Regions from separate parts of the Homo sapiens genome. Here region 1 is linked to region 2. Evidence: chromatin contacts called from ENCODE Hi-C or POLR2A ChIA-PET data. All regions are on one chromosome and are shown on one strand. Each heading gives the region's core, a stretch centred on a gene start or an enhancer-like site at or near the end of the contact. The rest is flanking DNA. Distances are from core to core; before and after follow the strand shown.

Region 1 (3,182 bases), core at 560-3,059, 48 kb after region 2:
CATTTCTTAATAATGGGTGACATTTTTCTGGAGGTTGGAGGAAGGGTTCGGGAGTGTTTTTAAACTGAGGGAGTTTTCAGAAGCTTGTGCTGGGCACTGGCACTTCCTGGAGTAACAGTAAGAAGGGTGGGAAGACAGAGTGCTAGTGGGAAGTGTGTGAGCTTGACCAGGAAGAGGAAGTACAGGCCAGAGAAATGTCCCGCCCTTCCACTCAGCTCCACACCCCATGCCACAAAACTACTGTGATTAGAAAAGACAGATGCCCGATTACACCACAGCCTGACTACAGCCTGGCCTTTTAGTCTATGCTGACGGGGTAGACATAGAGTTGACAGTAATCTATGAAGCCAAAAATGTTTGTTTGGCCTGGAAAAAAATTTGAGGTAAGCCTCATGAAACCTCCCTCTAGGACACTCTCCCAGCACCAGAGATGAACAGGTATAGTTGTACTGAGGGCCACTCCACCCTAGACACTCCCACGAAATAAGACTCCATCTTAGAACATAGAAAGTGCCCATGTCATCTGTGACATCGCTCATCTCTTGAAAGAAGAAAATCTTCCAGAGGTGGTACCATTTGTTGTTGAGTTATTGGAAGATTTCAAATTCCTCATACAAGGCGCGTTGAGGATACCTGACACCCAACTTGAATGTAGTGCCCAATGCTTATACCATCTCTTCCTGTAACTTTGAAATTGAACTTATTCCACTTTTTACTTTTGGTGGGAAAGATTTCTCTAGTTAATTTTTTTTCCATTCAACAGTCATTTATTGAGCTCCCATTGTGTGTCAAGCAGAAGTGTTTCCTGCCATCTAAGGGAAACTAAAGTCGTAAACAAATACATGATAAAATGTGTGATAAGCGCTATGAGAAAAGTAAACATAGGATGCTAGAGGTGAGGCGGGGACAGAAGAACTGAGTAGATTCTTTAAACCAGTTTCCTAAGTAAAATTCCCCTCCTAAAAGAATTCTCTTTTGGCTACTTGATGCTGGTTACTAATGGAATTCCTGACTAGGATACTAATTTTTTACATAAGTCCCTTATTTAAACTTCCAGGTTTTAAAATAATACTTCATTCAATCATTCAACTGTTATTTTAGCACCTACTATGTGTACAAGTAACTCGTCTTTTGCTTTTCTACATCATGAACCAATGATTTAATGAGCCTCAAGATACCCAGAAAATTTCAACCCCTGAGGAGAAATATCTCAGTCTTTTGCTTGTTATTCTTTGCTCAGCTCTCTGGAAAGAATTCTACAAGAGTACCAGTGAGACATCTAAAATAAAAATAAAAACCACCTTACTGATCCAGGGAAATTTTACGTCAGCATATCAAATTATATCCAAATAGCCAATATGAAAATTGCTATCCAGATTTCATAGCATGATCAAACAATAACAAGAAAAAAACAGTTCCTTCAAAATATGATCGAGGTAAGATAACCAACAATGTTTATCTTCCCCTGAGCTATTGTGATGATTAATAAGATAATGTTCACAAAGGACTTTGAAGGAGTAATGTAATGTACTTTGAAGCATTATCATTTTTTTATTAATGAGTTTTGATTCTGACAGATGCCAGTTGTGCTGCAGCCATGGTAAACCCTTAGTCGTCCCCACAGAGGAAGGGAAATAGGATACGAGGGTGCAGATAGTATGTAGTAGCAGATACACTTGCTCCAGGAGAAAGCCAGATCCTGCTAGGGACAGAAGCTATAAGTAAATCAACTAGAAAACAGTTGGGAGGGGCAGGTGTTATTAGGCTAGTCTGGGCTAGCATAGAAGGAAACACAGTCCAGATCCACATAGAAAAAAATGTAAACAGAAACCCAGGGTTGGCTGGGCGCGGTGGCTCATGTCTGTAATCCCAGCACTTTGGGAGGCCAAGGCCAAGGCGGATCACCTGAGGTCAGGAGTTCGGGACCAGCTGGCCAACATGGTGAAACTCCGTCTCTACTAAAAATGCAAAAATTAGCTGGGTGTGGTGGCAGGCGCCTGTAATCCCAGCTACTCAGGAGGCTGAGGCAGGAGAATTGCTTGAACCCAGGGGATGGAGGTTACAGTGAGCTGAGATCGCACCACTGCACTCCAGCCTGGGCGACAGAGCGAGACTCCGTCTAAAAACAAAAAAAGAAACCCAGGGTTGCGTGAACCAACCAGAGTTCATTGTATTGCATTCATTCATTCACTCATGCACTCTTAGACTGAATATTAAGTGCCTCTCTGTACCAGGTTAAGTGCTAAATGTAAGGGCTATAAAAACAAATAAAACAGCATCTGTGTTTCAGGGGCTTACTTTTCAGTGAGGGGTAGGCAGGAAAAGGAGACAGAGAAACATGGAAACAAGCACTTAAGATTGGAGAGTTGGAAAGTAAGTAGATGAATGAAATAGGTAAAGGTAGAGTCCACTGAGAGGAAGAAGGGCTCCAATTTCAAGGAAGTAAAGTAGTTTGAGAAATTCAAGAAAAATTGCATTTTAAAGGACAGGCAGGGAAGGAAATTTCAGGCAGAGAGAACATTTGTCATATAGACTGCCAGTGTGCATGGCGCCCCCTAGAGTTGTGCCAGTGACCACACCAGACATAGTAACCCTGGAGATGAGGAAAGGTTCAAGTGGCCCACAGTGTAAGGTTAGGCTTGGTCGGAATTTAAGGACCAGTTCTAGAAATTAAGACTTACCCTAAAGGCATTGAGAAAGCTCTTGATGTCTTTAAAAAAAAAAAAAAAAAAAAAAAAGCCAGTAAGTAACCGAACGAAATCGTGGTTTGAAGAGATTTCTTAGCATCATCATAAAATTTGGATTAAAGAGAAGGTTGGGCAGTGAAGAGCTTGTTGTAATTGTCCTTGTGAACAACTTCAAGAAATAGAGAGGAAGGGACAAGATAACACATGTGAAGGAGGTACCATCACACATCACATTTGGATACCGATGATACTGATGAGAGTGAGAATGGGGTCGACAGGGTGCTGGAAGCATCATGAAAGTAATTCTCAGGTTCATGATTTGGGTGGCGGGTAAGTGCACAGCCAGTCACCAAGAGAGGCAAAGGGGAGAAGGGAAAAAAGCCAGAAGGGCGGAAAATTCATGTTTTTCTTCTTATTTTGTTGACTGGCCTCGCCACTCATCCTAGCCCCAAGGAACCTGTGCACCTCCAAGTACAGGTATGTGGTGGGAAGAGA
Region 2 (3,350 bases), core at 381-2,880:
CTCAACTTGGCCTTTGTAACACAAAGTAACCATAGACAATAGTGAACAGGCATGGCTGTGTACCAGTGAAATTTTATTTACAAATACAGGTGGCAGAACCCCATTGGCCCTCTTGCGTTAGTGTGCTGTCTCCCGATAGAAGTCATTTCTACCCTTAGAGATTCCTCAAATTCTTATTTCTCGAATTGGAAAGAATTCCAGTTGGCACAATGACCCTTTGATAGAAGTCTAACTGTAGGAATTACATCCAAGATGAGACAGGATCTCTAGTTTGCAGCAGGAAAATGGAATCTGTAGAATGACACAAATTTTTTAAAAGTTACTCTCGTCTTTGAAAAGAAATACTTTTTTAACTAAGATTTTGCAAAACAGATTTAAAGATTGACGAGCTGGTCAAAAAACAAAAACAAAACAAACAAACAAAAAACAGAAAACAGACAAATGAACAAACCAGGGTACATAAAAACACACTAGTTTTCTAAACCAGAGATGCTTATTTTCTAGCACATGGTGCCATAGAGAGTTGACAAATAGATTCATGGGGTTTATAAACTTGCTGAAACTGAACAGAAAATGGTGTGTGTGTGCGCGTGCATCCTCATATATATGATATTCTTGATCTTCTAAAAATTTTTTACTGCTAAATCATACAAGGTAATTTAGAGAGTATGTTTCAAGAATGAGCTACTTCTCTAAGGCTGCCAGCATAATTAAAAAGTACTACATGATAGCAAATTTGGTTCTACGTCTGGATTTTGTTGTATTTGTTGTTGTTGTTGCTTTTCAGACAAAGTCTCGTTGCGTCACCCTGTCTGGAATGCAGTGGTGCAATCACAGCTCACTGAAGCCTCAACCTCCCAGGTTCACGCAATCCTCTCATCTCAGCCTCCAGAGTAGCTGGGACTACAGGCACATGCCACCACACCTGGCTAATTTTTGTATTTTTTGTAGAGACAGGGCCTCACTTTGCTGGCTGGGCAGGCCTCAAACTCCTGGGCTCAGGCGATCCGCCCATCTCGGCCTCCCAAAGTGCTGGAATTACAGGCAAGAGACACCATGCCCAGCAGGTTCTATGTCTTTGACAGATTCAACTAGTCACAAGTTACCACATTGTTTCTAATCAACAACCTGGCCTCCAATTCATGTCATACTCAATTTGGTCATATAGCAAAGGCCCATTTCTGAGTCTAAAGTTTTGGTACATGCTTAGTATTTATTCTTTGTACTGCCTTGTATGAAAACCGTCTAAGAAGGCTTGCAAAGATAAGTAGGCATAGTGAGATGATGTGAATTTGTAAAAGGGGGTAAAAAGAAAACATGTAGAGACATAAAATGGGGCCATTAATAGAAATGTTTCTACTACAAAGTTCTTCCCATACTATATCAGACATGTCATTTGGTTTATTCGTGCTTCTATTTCCTAATCATTAGACTTGAAATCAATGATTTCTACATGACATTTTCCTTATACTCAGGATTTATCAGTGTACAGTAATCAGTCAACAAACATTTACTAAATCTCCATTGTGAGCGTAGCATTTTATTAGTGGTACAGTGAGTCAGAAGTAAGAGTTTCGCCTACTGAATCATTAACCCCATTTCCTGTATTAAGTGTGCCCTTTTGGGAGTTTCCTCTGTCATCTGGTCCCACAGTAATCGGCTTATGAAATTAGACTTAAATTACAGCCTAACTAAAGCAAGTTCATATGGGGCTCCATAGAATGAGAAAGCAAAGAATAGGAGAAAGAGCAATAAATGCGACAGAGAGTGAAACAAGGAATACTTTGATGAAAAAAAAAAACCACAATGACTTGCAAACACTTTCTTTTAGACATTATGAAACACTAGATTTAAAAAAAAATAAGAGAAATAGATCTAAAATGGGAATGAAATTCTGCAAATCTTCCATGGAGGTCATTGGAGTCACCAACATGAGGAAAAATAAATAATATTCTTTTCCTAGGGGAAAGGGTGTAGGGTTATTCGGCAAGAAGAAAGGGTAAAGAATTTCTCTTTTAAGACTTACAACTGTCAAGACTTAACAGTACTGACCATGCCAAAATTCATTCCTCAAATGTCATATAGCTCTTTATAAAGGTGCTCTATTAAATTTAAAGCTTTAATTTGCTTGTTTGGCGAGCCCCCCACTCACACCATACTAAGTCAGAATCCGAACATTCTAGTTTTCTTCTTTTTTGCTTCCGCTGCATAAAGTTAAAATGCTGAATCATTGTGATGCTCATGGAGGACATAGACATTCTTTAAATTATGGAACAGAGCTACATCTTGCTGCTGTACAGCAGGAAAGTAGAACCGCTCCAGGCAACAAGCACTTAGTCTCTATTTTTATGGTTGTTACCATGTAGTCACAAACAAAAATTGATGATGAAAGAATTAAGTTAATCTATCTCGTGCAATATCATTAGTCACTTCCCAGGTTCTGGAGCTCCCTAAAGCAAAGAGAGAATAAAATTTCAAAATATGACACTGCTGGTTGGTTTTATAGATATCAAGTTGGTACAGGCACATAAATCAGAATCTATTCAAAGTAAGGAGCAGATGTTTGAATTATTCCAACAAAGTAAAATCATCGTCTCTCTTACATGCTACAAATCCACAGCCTTTTCATGAGTATGAAAGCTGCAAAAAAAAAAAAAAACCTGGGATTCAACATCTAGATAATTTACATTCCCTTTGAGCTCTTAGCACCAAAGCAGTGGGACCTGAGGACATCCTAGTATTTCCATTGCCACGATGACCATTTGTGGCAAGCAGTCTCTCTGCAGACGGAGGCAGAAGTAGGCAGAAACCAATCCCATTGAATTTTTAAGATAATGATAATCATCTTTCTTCTTAGCATTTTATTCTAAGCTATCCTTCCAACCAAAATTATGATCATGGTGGAGAGAAAAAATTCAGAAAGTGGAAGAATGTGGAAGGAGGCCACAGAAGAGGTCCTCATTTGAGATTGTTTTTCAACAGACCATATTCTTTCTCCTTTTATGCTCTGCCTCCTTACAATAGGTGGCTTATAGACTTTCACACAGTTCAGGCACATTAAGACACATGATTGTAAGATTAAACTGAGTCTGTCTAAAAAATATAAAATGAATAAGGGTGATGCTATCGTTAAAGAGTTGTTTCCCAATACTTCTTCCAGCTTAAATGCTTATCTGTTCTGTGTACGCCCTATAGTGAGAGATCAGAGACAGCAGAGCCTGTGTCTATCATTTTTACATGGACCATAACTTTCAATAAAGTTTGTATACAGCAGAGCTTTAATAATTAATCATAACAAACTTGAGCTTTCCTACCGTGCGGTCTGCAAGTACATGCCACCTGAGCAAGAC

The links. A loop is a pair of places that touch in the nucleus more often than their neighbours do. ChIA-PET counts read pairs that join two places held with the same protein, here RNA polymerase II (POLR2A). Pooled maps may share reads with other maps.
Region 1: POLR2A ChIA-PET joins it to region 2 with 20 read pairs in MCF 10A. The contact joins two enhancer-like sites. A Hi-C loop is called at or near these places in 4 of 37 single-sample maps with no recorded cell type and 5 of 50 pooled maps. POLR2A ChIA-PET finds 5 or more read pairs at or near these places in 5 of 52 experiments (A673, Caco-2, MCF 10A and 2 more).

What each region holds. Positions count from the first base shown.
Region 1 is chr13:73,285,763-73,288,944 of GRCh38, reverse strand. No RefSeq gene overlaps it. Among named protein-coding and RNA genes, the nearest start is that of KLF5, 230 kb to the right of the region's middle. Within about 2 kb of position 1,809, at least 3 of the 41 ENCODE cell types and tissues checked have a DNase peak (open chromatin) inside an H3K27ac peak, as active enhancers do.
Region 2 is chr13:73,333,636-73,336,985 of GRCh38, reverse strand. No RefSeq gene overlaps it. Among named protein-coding and RNA genes, the nearest start is that of LINC00392, 230 kb to the left of the region's middle. Within about 2 kb of position 1,630, at least 8 of the 41 ENCODE cell types and tissues checked have a DNase peak (open chromatin) inside an H3K27ac peak, as active enhancers do.